Regions from separate parts of the Homo sapiens genome. Here all the other regions are linked to region 1. Evidence: chromatin contacts called from ENCODE Hi-C or POLR2A ChIA-PET data. All regions are on one chromosome and are shown on one strand. Each heading gives the region's core, a stretch centred on a gene start or an enhancer-like site at or near the end of the contact. The rest is flanking DNA. Distances are from core to core; before and after follow the strand shown.

Evidence for each region. Hi-C counts contacts between places; a loop is a spot of excess contacts on that map. ChIA-PET counts read pairs that join two places held with the same protein, here RNA polymerase II (POLR2A). Pooled maps may share reads with other maps.
Region 2: POLR2A ChIA-PET joins it to region 1 with 15 read pairs in BJ. The contact joins two enhancer-like sites. POLR2A ChIA-PET finds 5 or more read pairs at or near these places in 3 of 52 experiments (BJ, H1 and WTC11).
Region 3: a map of dorsolateral prefrontal cortex shows a loop between it and region 1 (2.7-fold over the local background). The contact joins two enhancer-like sites. A Hi-C loop is called at or near these places in 2 of 168 maps with a recorded cell type or tissue (ascending aorta and dorsolateral prefrontal cortex) and 5 of 50 pooled maps. POLR2A ChIA-PET finds 5 or more read pairs at or near these places in 4 of 52 experiments (AG04449, AG04450, WTC11 and 1 more).

Annotation. Positions count from the first base shown.
Region 1 is chr6:148,393,094-148,397,742 of GRCh38, forward strand. All of the region lies in intron 2 of SASH1 (SAM and SH3 domain containing 1), which reads left to right. Among named protein-coding and RNA genes, the nearest start is that of SASH1, 53 kb to the left of the region's middle. Within about 2 kb of position 2,603, at least 6 of the 41 ENCODE cell types and tissues checked have a DNase peak (open chromatin) inside an H3K27ac peak, as active enhancers do; they include dorsolateral prefrontal cortex, where a contact is called at or near this core.
Region 2 is chr6:148,229,675-148,234,323 of GRCh38, forward strand. It overlaps a transcript of SASH1 not described here. Among named protein-coding and RNA genes, the nearest start is that of SASH1, 110 kb to the right of the region's middle. Within about 2 kb of position 2,082, at least 2 of the 41 ENCODE cell types and tissues checked have a DNase peak (open chromatin) inside an H3K27ac peak, as active enhancers do.
Region 3 is chr6:148,528,842-148,533,490 of GRCh38, forward strand. SASH1 (SAM and SH3 domain containing 1) reads left to right here. Exons shown (of 20, transcript NM_015278.5): 13 at 2,685-2,820; 14 at 3,956-4,125. Among named protein-coding and RNA genes, the nearest start is that of SASH1, 190 kb to the left of the region's middle. RefSeq lists an enhancer at 4,160-4,649. Within about 2 kb of position 1,995, at least 7 of the 41 ENCODE cell types and tissues checked have a DNase peak (open chromatin) inside an H3K27ac peak, as active enhancers do; they include dorsolateral prefrontal cortex, where a contact is called at or near this core.

The DNA of each region.
Region 1 (4,649 bases), core at 1,353-3,852:
TGGAGTGCAGTGGTGTGATCTCAGCTCACCGCAACCTCCACCTCCTGGGTTCAACTGATTCTCCTGCCTCAGCCTCCCGAGTAGCTGGGATTACAGGTGCCCACCACCATGCCCGGCTAATTTTGTATTTTTTTTTTTTTTTTTTTAGCAGAGACAGGGTTTCTCCATGTTGGTCAGGCTGGTCTCAAACTCCTGACCTCAGGTGATCTGCCCGCCTTGGCCTCCCAAAGTGCTGGGATTACAGGCGTAAGCCACCGCGCCTGGCCAGAATGTTGCAATTCTTGCCTCAAATGATAGTCTGGTAGGACTCTGTGGCCTCCTCAGACATTTTACTGTGCTTGAGGAAATGATTGCTGTGAACTGGCAGAAGACAGACCACTGACACAACACTAAACTGCTCTTCTCAGGATTCTAGCTGGTTAGGAGTTGGGGTTACCATCATCATCCCATGGTGTTTGGGAACTTTGGAAGGCAGCTTCTAGGTAGGAGAGAAAGTCTGCCCATCGGTGGGATTTAGATTATTATTTTGATTTATTATTTAGATAATAAAACCTCCTTCTCATTCAAACAGATGGGGCTAATTTGGCGTGCTCTGTTCCAAAACCGCAGAAGACAGTCTGGGGGGAGAAAACACCACATGAGCTTAATTAGTTCCCATCAAAGGTGCAAGAATTTGGTGGTGAGTAAAATTGATGGGAGCTGATTCAAGCCAGGCTGGAAGCATGACTGTTCATTCTTTAAATTGTAGTTAGCAAGTAAGACCCCAAATTGGCATATTCAGATTCTCTCTCTCTCTTTTTTTTTTTTTTTTTTTTTGAGACAGAGTTTTGCTCTTGTTGCCCAGGGTGGAGTGCAATGTCATGGTCTCGGCTCACTGCAACCTCTGCCTCCTGGGTTTAAGTAGTTCTCTTGCCTCATCCTCCCAAGTAGCTGGGATTACAGGTGCCCGCTACCACGCCTGGCTAATTTTTGTATTTTTAGTAGAGATAGGGTTTTACCATGTTGGCTAGGGTGGCCTCGAACTCCCGACCTCAGATGATCCTCCCGGCTTGGCCTCCCAAAGTGCTGGGATTACAGGCGTGAGTCACTGCGCTCAGCCTTCAGATTCTCTTTCTATGAAATTCCAGACAAGTTGCAGTGGAAAAGGGAAATTCTAAAACTGGCAAGGATCGGGTTTAGGTGCTGGATGTTTCCTGTGTCACTCACATGGCTCCAAAGTCTAGATGTCCATGTTAGATGTGTTTTGAGGCTAGTCATCATTTAGGCTATGATACAACACTGTTAACCTACTGAAAGTTCCCTCTCACAGTGCTTAACAGTTTTGATTCCTGATGGGAACTCATTTCCTTGAAAAGCTGTGACTTCCAGTCTGTCATGTTCCCTTTTATTGCATCAGAATTTTACATGTATTTCTAATCTTTCAATTCTGCCTTCAGACAAGTAAACAATATGCCTTCCCTGCTGGCTGCTTGGTTGGCACAACTTCAGGTCTGAGGACCTGCAGCTTAATAATTTTTTTCTTTCTTTCTCTCTTTCTCTATCTCTCTCTCTTTCTTTCTTTCTTTTTTGAGATGGAGTTTCACTTTTGTTGCCCAGGCTGGTGTGCATTGGCGCAATCTCAGCTCACCGCAATTTCTGCCTCCTGGGTTCAAGCGATTCTCTTGCATTAGCCTCCCGAGTAGCTAGGATTACAGGTGTGTACCACCCCTCCCGGCTAATTTTTTGTATTTAGTAGAGTTGGGGTTTCACCATGTTGGTCAGGCTGGTCTCAAACTCCTGATCTCAGGTGATCTACCTGCCTCGGCCTCCCAAAGAGCTGGGATTATAGGCATGAGCCACTGTGACTGGCCAGTTTCTTTCTATGTTTGTCAGCAGCCCTGTCAAAGCTGAGTGCGAGATGGCTTTGAGATGAAATAACCTGTTAAAAGCAGAAGAGGAAATATGCAGTAACATATTAGAAGCCTCAAACATTTTATAGGGGAAAAGTAGCATTAGATTTGTTGTATCTGCTCTAGAAAAAGTCATTTTAGAAGACAGCCTTGGGGACAGAGAATTTTGGGTGATGGGTTGAATTGGTTTATGGCTTTGTTTCATTCTAAATCTTCTGGGTGAATTTTGGAGATTGAAGAAATAGTCTACAGATAGGATACTTAGATATTTGTGTTTGGCTTTAAAAAGTCAAAAAATGCATTGTCCTTAAGAGCTAATTATGTATCAACTGGAGAACAAACGAAACAAAAGGACACTCAGCCTACAGAGTTGCTTGACTTAACCCTGAAAAATAAAAGGTTTTGATAATTATGTTAGTAATTAACTTTCTGGACTGGATGTCAAGCTCTTTCTCTAGGACTTAATCACCCGGATCCTGACTGGAATAATGCATTTGATAAAGTGTCTTTGGGGCCAGTTAGTTTTGGTGAAGACAACAGAGAGTACAGATGGGTAAAAATTCAACAATATAAACAGAGATTATGATTCACATTTATAACTATGGTGAGAGTTTTTATTTAGCACCAAATGGGCCCTACAGGAATGGTGTGTTTGGACCACAGCCTTTCCCTCTGCTGGGGATTGGGACATTAGTGCTTGTGAACAGCAGGGAAGTTGCCCATATCTCTCCACATTTGGCACAATCCCTGGGCACCATGTGTTTTTTTGGCTGGGAGAAGCTGCAATCAGAAATGCTAGTGGCTTTCCAAGTCCATAATGGTCCAACTTGAATGATACTAAGTCTGACATCTGTCAAAGTGACACCATGGTCAGGAAAGTACTCAAGGTGGCTTCTTATTACTGGCAGTATCAGCTTCCTCAGCATCTTGAGGTGGAATCTGTGTGGGTATTGGCAGAAAACAAGTTTGTGCAGTTGTTGATGTGGCACGGAGCTGACAGAGAAGTCCCTACCCCCAGCAGCACTCTGTTGATGATGACATACTCATCAGCAGCTGAAGCCTGGCCCAGCTTCTGTGCCAATTTGTTGTCATGACTTTGTGAATACAAGGAAAAGGGAGCCCAGGTGGAGATGCACTGAGGTCTTTAAGGACTGGGAATGTCAATAAAAATATTGCATATTATAACTGTGAAAGGTCATAGCAGGGCCATTGCTGGACGGGTGCAGTGGCTCACACCTGTAATCCCAGCACTTTGGGAGGCCAAGGCGGGCAGATCACTTGAGGTCAGGAGTTCAAGACTAGCCTGGCTAACATGGTGAAACTCCATCTCTACCAAAAACACAAAATTAGCCAGGTGTGGTGGTGCGCACCTATAATCCCAGCTACTTGGGAGGCTGAGAAAGGAGAATCGCTTGAACCCAGGAGGCGAGGTTGCAGTGAGCCAAGATCATGCCGCTTTACTCCAGCCTGGGTGCCAGAGTGAGACTGCATCTCAGAAAAAAAAAAAAAAAAAAAAAAAAAGAAAGAAAGAGAACCATTGTTAATGGTGTAGGAATGACTTATCATTCCTTGCAATTTTAATAACTTAAACCTTCCAAATATAGTTCTGGATTAAGACAGAGGCAGTAAGAGTAGTGTCCATTGTAACCAGTGCTAATTGTCAGAGCCTCTTTTGACTGTACCACCCCCTCTCCAAGCTGGAGGAAGAGCCCTTACCCGGGCTTGTTGCAGTGAGCAAGAGGGTGTAAGAAACATTAATGGAAAGAGGCTGAGGGAGTCACAGACTTGGTTCAAATTCTGGCTCTTTTACTTACCTGGCAAGTGAGGTAACCTCTCCTGGCCTCAGTTTCCCAATTTATAAAATGGGAGTAAAGTATCTCAAAGTTATTAGAGGCTTAAATGAAAAAAATTGCTGTCATCATAAGTGACTGTAACTGTTGATTTCTTTCCGTTCCTTTCTGTTCTGAGTTGAAAAATCCCTGCAGTAATGCTGAAGAGTATCCATTACTTGTACTTCATTAATATTTATTCAAGTGAGTGCAGGGATTTTTTTAATAGCTTTTTATGTTGGAAATGTGAACATCTATAAAGATCATAATACCGTGAACGTCCTGTGCCTGTTTCCCGGCGTCCACAGCTAGCAGCATCCTGCCATTGTTTCATCCTCACATCCCACTCACACTTCATGATTACTATGTTTTTTAAAAGTTTGTTTTGTCCTGGCACGGTGGCTCGTGTCTGTAATCCCAGCACTTTGGGAGGCTGAGGCACGTGGATCACCTGAGGTCAGGAGTTTGAAACCAGCTTGTCCAACATGGTGAAACCCCATCTCTACTAAAAATCCAAAAAAAAATTTAGCCAGGTGTGGTGGCTGGCACCTGTAGTCCCAGCTACTTGGAGGCTGAAGCAGGAGAATCGCTTGAACACTGGAGGTGGAGGTTGCAGTGAGCCGAGATCGCACTATTGCACTGCAGCCTGGGTGACAGAGTGAGACTCCGTCTCAAAAAAAAAATTTGTTTTGAGGTATAACTTATATACATCTAAATGCACAAATGTCAGTTGTATAACTTCATCAAATAAATATACCCACGTCACCCGCAGCCCAGCATGATAGAGAACACATTCAGCACCTGCAAAGTTGCTTCCTGTCCCTTCTAGTGGGTCCTGCCTGGTTTGAGGGCAGGGATTTTTGTTGGTCTGTTTTGGTCACTACTGTACCCTTGCATAGAGAACAGTGCATGGCACATAATAGGTGCCCAA
Region 2 (4,649 bases), core at 832-3,331, 160 kb before region 1:
TTCACAAAGTTGTGCGACCAACACCATAATATAACGTCAGAGCACTTTTTTTTTTTTTTTTTTTTGAGACAGAGTCTTGCTCTGTCGCCTAGGCTGGAATGCAATGGTGCGATCTTGGCTTACTGCCTCCAGGTTCAAGCGATTCTCCTGTCTCAGTCTCCTGGATAGCTCGGATTACAGGTGCATGCCACTACACCCAGCTAATTTTTGTATTTTTAGCAGAGACGGGGTTTCGCCATGTTAGCCAGGCTGGTCTTGAACTCCTGATCTCAGGTAATCCACCCGCCTCGGCCTCCCAAAGTGCTGGGATTACAGGCATGAGCCACCACGCCTGGCCAGCACTTTTATCATCTATAAAAAAGACACAGTAACCATCAGTAGTCATTTCCTGTTCACCCCTAACCCAGCCCCTAAGCAACCACTAATCTACTTCCCATCTCTATAGATCTGCCTATTCTGAATATTTTATATAAATGAAATTACACGATATGTGGTCTTTTGTGACTGGATTCTTTCACGCACCACAATTCTTTGAGGCTCATCCATTTTCTATCCTGTGTCAGTGTTTCATTCATTTTTATTGCTGAATAATACCTCATTGTATGGATAGACCACACTTAATACGAACATTTGAATATTGATCAATATAAGAGATTTTTGTTTCTTTTTCTTTTCTTTTTTTTTTCAGAAATTGAGTTTCACTATATAGCCCAGGCTAGTCTCCAACTCCTGGGCTCAGATGAGCCTCCTGCCTCAGCCTCCCAAGTATTTGGGACTAGAGGTGGGTGCCACTGCTCCTAGCTATAAGTTTTTATGCCAATATATGTTTTATTTCTCTTAGGTATACATCTAGGCCATATAGTAACTCTGTGTTTAACATTGTTAGACATTGTCGAATACTGACAGTTTTCCAAAGTGCACCCTTGCGGCACCCTTTTACATCCTCACCAGCGCTATGTAAACAGGTTTCGAATTTTTCCACATTCTTGTGAACACCTGTCAATTTCATCTTTTTTATTATAGCCACTCTAGTGGGTGTCAAGTGGTATCTCATTGTGGTTTTGATTTGAATTTCCCTAATGCACTTTGTCCATTTGTCTTCTTTGAAAAAAATGTCTATTTGGATCTTTTGCCCATCTTAAATTGAGTTATTTATCTTATTATTAGTGATTTTTAAGAGTTATTTATTTATTCTGAATACAAATTCCTTATCAAATATATGATCTGCAAATATTTTCTCCCATTCTGTAGGTTGTCTTTTCACATTCTATTTTGTACTGTTTGCTACACAAAAGTTTTTAATTGTGTAAGATCTAACTTACCTATTTTTTCTTTTGTTGCTTGTGTTTTGGTGCCATATCTAAGAAACCACTGCCTAACCTAAGATCATGAAGGTTTACTTCTATGTTTTCTTCTAGGAGCTTTATGGCTTTAGCTCATATATTTGTGTCTATTATCCACCCGGAGTTAACTTTTCTGTGTGGTGTGAGAAAAGCGCTCAACTTTATTCTTTTGCATGTGGATATTCAGTTAATTCCAGCATTATTTGTTGAAATGTCTATTCTTTACTCACTTAATTGTTCTGACATCCTTGTTAGCAATCAATTGACCATACATGTTAAGGTTTATTTCTGGACCCTCAACTCTATTCCATTGATCTATGTCTCCTCTTATGCCAGTTCCATGCTGTCTTGATTATTGAAGCTGTGGACAAAATTTTGGAATTGGGAAGTGTGACTCCTCCAACTTTGTTCTTCATTTTCAAGATGGTTTTTCCTAATCTGAGTCCATTGTATTTTCATGATCAGCTTAGGACAACAAATTTTTAAAAGAATATTCATAAAGTGGAGTGGATCCAGAGGACATTAGAAGAAAGATTACAACAACTTGTGATGTTTAATCTGCAAGATGAAATATAAAAGTGGAATGCAAGAGATGACTTCACAGGCTTAAAATGTTGCTGTAATGTAGAAAATGATTTCAGTGAATTCTTTATTGCCCCAGATAGTTAAAATGATAGAAAGGTGAACATAAGCTCAGTATAAGGACGACCTTTAATACAACTAAACTCATTCATAAATAACTCACATTTTCTCACACACTGGCCCACCCAACCTTGAAGAGAGTCAAGTCTAGGCAAGATGACCTGTTCATCAGGAATGTTGTAGAAGAAATGTCATCATTGGAAGGAAGAAGATATAACTCTTTGATACGTGAGCATGAATAGCAGTGAGAAATGGATGCTGTCAGTGACTGTTACCTAATTAATCGTCCAACCATACGAGATGGATACTATTATTATTCATTTTGCTAGATAAGGAAAAAGGCTAGCAACTTGTCTAGCAGCACACAGTTAAAAAGTGACAAAGCTTGTCCTTGAACCCAATTCTGTTTGACACCAAAGTCCATGCTCTTACTCGGTATGATCTGGACAAGAGTTGTAGTGGCAGATAGAGGAAAAGAAATTAATATGAAAGATCACATCAAGGAAAAGGGACAGGAGCCATTGAATTGGCTGAATGTTGTCATTGACTAAGAGTATGTTACCAAAGATGAGTTTGAGGTTTCAAGCTTTAATAAGTAGGAGAGAAGGGAGGATTTATTAATAAGAATATGGAAGGCAATAGGTAAAACAGGTTTTGGTGGATGTGAAAAACAAGCTCATCCATTCAACAGGCAACTGTCGATATTCAGACTTGGGCTCGGGCCTACTGGCTCAAGAAGACATGGTTTGATCCTTCTTCTAGGTGAGTCAAGGATAACTGATTCTGAGGCTCTGAACCTGAAGTTCTAGGGAACAGAAGTAAGATTAACAGAAAGATAATCTGAAAGGAGACACTCTTTGGGGAAGAAACTGATACTCGGTGTTGTCGGGTATGTTAAATTTGAGCTGACAGTAAAACATGCAACTATGCAGAAGACAATTAAGATGTGGGACAGAGCCTTAGATGAGTAGATGGGATTGGCCCTCAAGAGGTGGCTGAAGACAAAGTATTAAATCTCTAAGCCAAAGATTGTGAGGAAGGAAAATCAGAGGACTTGGCACTTAGCTTTTCATCCTACAACCCCACTGTGCATCACCTAAAACTTGCAATGTGTACCTCAAAGATTTCCTAAAGTCAGTGCCCACGAGAAACTAGCTTTTAGTGTTTCTTTATTCAGAACTCTGAGCCTGGCACCTGGCAGAGAGCTTTTATATATAGTACATTATCTGGTATATGTAACAAAGATTGTATGCAGTTGGTATTCTCTCCAGTATATAGATGAGGAAACTGAAATTCAGAGAGGTTAAATAGTGAAGGAGGCCAAGGTGGGCGGATCACCTGAGATCGAGAGTTCAAGACCAGCCTGGCCAACATGGAGAAACCCCGTCTCTACTAAAAATACACAATTAGCCGGCGTGGTGGTACATGCCTGTAGTCCCAGATACTCGGGAGGCTGAGGCAGGAGAATTGCTTGAACCCAGGAGGCGGAGGTTGCAGTGAGCCGAGATCGCGCCATTGCACTCCAGCCTGGGCAACAAGAGAGAAACTCCATCTTAAAAAAAAAAAAAAAAAAATAGTGAAGCACAGCCAAGGGTAGAGCGAAGATTGAGACCCAGTCTGTCTGACACCGAAGTTCATGCTCCTTTCAGTACTGCAAAGCACCATGCTGTAGGGCTTTGCCCTCTCATCTGCCAGAGAAAGAGGGGGAAGCTTTCAAGCAGACCAGAACCTTCACCCACCCAGTGTCCACCTTTTTTCCTTTCTTCTTTCTCTCTTTTTATTCTTTCATACGTTCATATCGTTGAAAAATGTATATTGTGTATGTACTATGTGCCAATCATTGGTGATACAGGTAGGAACAAGAATCAACTCCTGCTTTCATGGTGCTTACAGAGAAGAGATAATTAAAGACATTAAGCAATGAATTACATGTTAATTAAAACTATCTAAATCAGCCAGGCATAGGGGCTCACGCCTGTAATCGCAGCACTTTGGGAGGCCAAAGAGGGAGGATTGCTTGAGGTCATGAGTTTGAGACCAGCTTAGGCAACACAGGGAGCTATGATGGCAGCTTCCTCTCTACAAAAAAAAAAAAAAAAAAAAATTAGCTGGACATGGTGGCACACACCTGCATTCTTAGCTACATGGGAGGCTGAGATGAGAGGATCTCTTGAGCCCAGGAGTTTGAGGCTGCAGTAAGCGATGATGGCACCACCGCACTCCAGACTGGGTGACAGAGTGAGACTCTGTTTCCAAAAAAAAAAAACTAAATGTTCCTCCCTTTATGTGATCCACAGAGAAAAAGAAAAAAATACTAGAAAAAGAGAGGAAGTGAGCATTTGCTGTGAAATGAGTACCACTTAGGTTTTTTTTGGGTGGGGATAGGGATACAATTTGAGACAGGGTCTCACTCTGTAGCCCAGGCTGGAGTGCAGTGGTGCCCTCATAGATCACTGCAGCTTTAAACTCCTGGGCTCAAGGAATCCTCTCACCTCAGCCTCCAGTGTAGCTGGGACCACAGGCACTGGCTTCACCATGCCCAGCCTACCACTTAGGCTAATTGCAGTATCCTAAGCTTGCCTTAGAATTACTATTTCTATTGAAAAGTACATTCTGAGTTGCAGTCCCTTTAAACCATCTCTTTAAAAAGCTAGCAAACTTAGC
Region 3 (4,649 bases), core at 745-3,244, 140 kb after region 1:
TAATATATAATGAAATAATTATACAACTCACCATAATGTAGAATCAGTGGGAGCCCTGAGCTTGTTTTCCTGCAACTAGATGATCCCATCTGGGGATGATGGGAGACAGTGACAGATCATCAGGCATTAGATTCTCATAAACAGCGTGCAACCTAGATGCCTCGTGTGCACAATTCACAATAGGATTCGTGCTCCTACGAGAATCTAATACCGCCGCTGATCTGACAGGAGGTGGAGCTCAGACAGTAATGCGGGTAATGGAGAGTGGCTGTGAAAACAGATGAAGCTTGGCCTGCTCACCCGCCACTCACCTCCTGCTGTACGGCCCACTTCTTAACAGGCCACAGACGGGTTCTGGTCCGTGGCCCGGGAGTTGGAGAATGCTGATCTAGAGGATAGAGGCCAGGGACGCTGCCAAACATCTTAGCATGCACAGGACGGTCTGCACAGCAAAGAGCTGTCCATCAAAATGATCAGTGCTCAGGCTGAGAAACCGTGGCTTGTTAGACCTGCAGGAGATAGATGTCTGGACTGCCTTCAGCATGTCTTATCCATGATTTTTTTTCTTTATTCTTTTCATTCTCTTGTCCTTGTGGGTGACGGAGTGATAGTGATTCTATATTTCTTCCCAGCAATGAAGCAGTCAGCATGCTAGTGAGAGCATGCTACTAATTGAAAGCATTTTATTAAGTTTGCTTTTCCCCAAGATAGATTGAAACAGCCACTAAAACTCTTAAGCTTTACGTTCACAGAGGTTTTCTGCTTTATGAATCAGAAGCATAGAATTTTAATGTCATTTTGGCATTTTTCAATAATTTTACTACCATATAGCAATCTTATGTGCTTAGTTCTGTTTTTTTAAAGCAGCCATTTCACATAAGTTAAGGAATAAAAGAAACAACTGATCATTATAAATTTTCTGTAAAGCAAAAATAATGGAAGGTTTTATGTGGTTGTTTTTTTTTTGTTTTTGTTTTTGTTTTGAGACGGAGTGTCACTCTGTCACCCAGGCTGGAGTGCAATGGTGTGGCCTCGGCTTACTGCAACCTCTGCCTCCTGGGTTCAAGCGATTCTCCCACCTCAGCCTCTTGAGTAGCTGGGACTACAGGCACGTGCCACCATACCCGGCTAATTATTGTATTTTTAGTAGAGATGGGGTTTCACTACGTTGGCCAGGCTGGTCTCGAACTCCTGACCTCGTGAGCCACCCACCTCAGCCTCCCAGAGTGCTGGGATTACAGGCATGAGCCACTGCGCCCACCTTGTGTGTTTTTTTAAAAAAACTTTTTAGTAAATATACCAACCATTATGGTAGGGATATTTGTTTTCTCCGTTGCTGCTATATGCCCAATACCTGGATTAGTGCCTGTTATTGTAGGTAATTCATAAACATGTGATGAATAAATTAATAATTTTTTAAAGCATTTGAAAATATATCAGAGACCCACATTTACTATTGCTGTTTTTCAAACTGCGTGCTTTTTTCAGAAGCATTACAGAAGATTTTAATGGGAAAAAAGTTACTTATTTTATGACGCAGAAAGGAGGAATGAATTTTTTTTTTTTAAGGAATTCATACTTTGGAGCTTCAGTAACTTCCTAATAATGTCAGCTCTAGTTTTCTTTGTTGTTTTTGAGGTCGCTTGCTCACTTTCCTCACATTGAAAGCACTAATGTGTGTTGGATCAGAAGCTGCTGTTGCTGATGTCCTCAGATGTTTGCAGGACCTGCGGAGCTGTGTTAAGGCCCTTCTGATGACTCGGCAGCATGCAAATAGCAGGTTTCATTTTAGCTGGTTTTGAGCCCGTGTGGCTGCGGCCATATGTAATATGCCAGAGACTTTTCTATTTTGGCAAGTAAACAATTCTCACTGCAAACTTTCTGAAGTGTGATATCGTCTATTGATGTAGCACCACGAATCAAATAAGCATGCTATACTCAAATGTGCAAATGAGGAGCCGCTGAGAGGATAATACTTAGCTACTCAAAATGCAGGAAGTACTGCTGAGTCACTCCCATCAGGATTCTGGTGTGAAAGAGATTTCCCAGCTTTTTACTGACAACACTTTAGAAAAGTGAAAGAAGCTAAAACTTTAGAGTAACATATGGAAATTTTATGGTAGACTGGAAAATAGTATGTTTGCTGTATATGTGGGTTTTAAATTCATGTTTCCTTATCCAATGCCAATAATTTGTACAAATAGAAATATAAGAATCTAGCCAATTTTTTTTTTCCAGGAATACACTTTTTTAAAAGTGCATGTTTCCTATCCAAGTAGATTAAATATCCTCTGACTACACTTCCAGGTATTCTAGTAATCATGGATTGTACTTGATCTACATTTGAAGTCCAGCCTTGCTACTGGGCTTTTGCGTATGCTGAGTCTCTAAACCTTTAAGTATTTTGTCTGTGTGGTAGACAGATTTTTTTTTTCTTGGAGATTCCAAGAATATCTATTCGAGAATGAGAAATAGTATTTGAGTGCTTAATAAATAGTGACATTGGCCACGACTTTAAAAGTAAGCGAGGATGTAAGTTTAAGAGGAGGAGAATATTGGTTATAGAATCAAATATAGGTATAGATTGATTTGATTGATTTCGTTGAAGGCCAAGTCGCTGAGAATTACAAAACAACACCTGTCCACTCTGATGAACTTCTTCATTTTGTTGAAACCCATGGCAGGACTCGGGCCTTGATGGAATGCCTGGCTCCCCTCCGCCTTCACAGCCCGACCCCGAACACTTGGACAAGCCCAAGCTCAAGGCCGGGGGTTCTGTAGAAAGTCTTCGCAGTTCTCTCAGTGGGCAGAGCTCCATGAGTAAGTCGAGTTTGTCATTGTAGATTATTTTCTTTGGAGTTAATATCTGACATATACTGAGCACTAGGTTCAGGCAATTTCAAGGTGAATAAGACCAAGTCCTGCCCTTCAGGTGCTATTAGAGAATCAGACCAATAAACTCTCTGGACTCAGAGTCGTGTTTGTTTATTAGTAGACATGCAGCAGCAGCAGCCCAAAACAGGAGGTGATGAATTTTGATCGGAGACAATAGGGAAAGCATCTCAGAGGAAGGATCTAGAGAGCAGGGGGAATAAGCCAGGGAGACAAGCACATGAAGATGACCAGCAAAATAAAGGGAGTGGGGAAGGGAGGGGAATTTTATATGTGACTGATAAATTCGGGCCAATGGTAGTTGGAGTTGGCTGAATGGTATGAAGGAAAAGATCAACTTTATTTTATTTTTATTTTTATTTTTGAGATGGAGTCTCACTGTCTCCCAGGCTGGAGTGCAGTGTTGTGATCTCAGCTCACTGCAACCTTCACCTCCCTGGCTCAAGGGATCCTCCTGCCTCAGCCTTCCGCATAGCTGTACTACAGGGTCATGCCACCACACCCGGCTAATTTTGTTGTAGAGACGGGGTTTTGCCATGTAGCCCAGGCTGGTGGAACTCCTGGACTCAAGCGATCTGCCCACCTCGGCCTCCTAAAGTGCTGGGATTATAGGCGTGAGCCACCGTGCCCCGAGATCAAGTTTAAACCTACCACTTTAAGCTCTTTCTTACCCTTTTGGGCAAATGACATGACTGCTCTGAATTTGTTTCCTCATCTGTAAAATGGTTAGAGAGAGTGTGCATTACCACTGAGAGGTCACGAATGTTAAGAGCAGAGTCTGGTGCCTGGCCCTGCAGTGTCCTCCACGCGGGATCCTCCGTGCCACATGGATTCCCAGGTCATGAGGGTAACTTGCTGTGAGTCCCCTGTCCACTGAGGAGCTGAGGGATAGCACTCGGAGAATTCATAACTGGGCCCTGCCCTGGTCCTGACAGAGGGTTGTGGCTCAAGGCTTCCTTTCTCTGGGCCTTCATTTCCTAATCTGCCATACCTTCAATACCTTTCTGCTTTGCTGGGTGGGAAATCTGGATCTACCCGTGTTCTTCCTATGTTTCCTGTACAGGCGGTCAAACAGTGAGCACCACTGATTCCTCAACCAGCAACCGGGAAAGCGTCAAGTCGGAAGATGGGGATGACGAAGAGCCGCCTTACCGAGGCCCGTTCTGCGGGCGTGCCAGGGTGCACACCGACTTCACCCCCAGTCCCTATGACACAGACTCACTCAAGCTCAAGGTATCTCTCTCCCTGGCCTCAGAGCAGCTAACTGGGCTCTTCCATTTCTCTAGGAGGCTTTCTTTCCTCCTCACTGTTGAATGCTGGGCTACTATGGTACAGACTGGACAGTATCTTGGCTACCTCGATCACTGGTCTCCTCTGTAGTGAAAAACAGAACAAGAACCAGCCAGCCCTCGAGGCAGAGGGAGGGTCTCGTGTTAATCCCTGGGTTAGCATCACTTCACCCCTCTGACCTCAGCTTCCCTCTAGAATTCCTGTTGCACACCCTCCCTCTCCCCACCTGGCTCCTGCTCCACACACCTGGTTTCTGTGTTTTCTCCATCTGAAGAAAGATTTCTGCCTTCTGTGTGCTCAGAGGTACCTTTATGGGACAGATGGGGTTCCACAAAGTGTGTGCAGCCATGACAGGGCCGGGATTGCCACTGGTTAGGACAGGTGGGAAGTGCCTCCTCTAAGAAGTGGGAGCCCTCTGAGGAGGGAAGGCGTTCAGAGTGCCGGGCGGGCAGCCTGGCTGAGAGCAC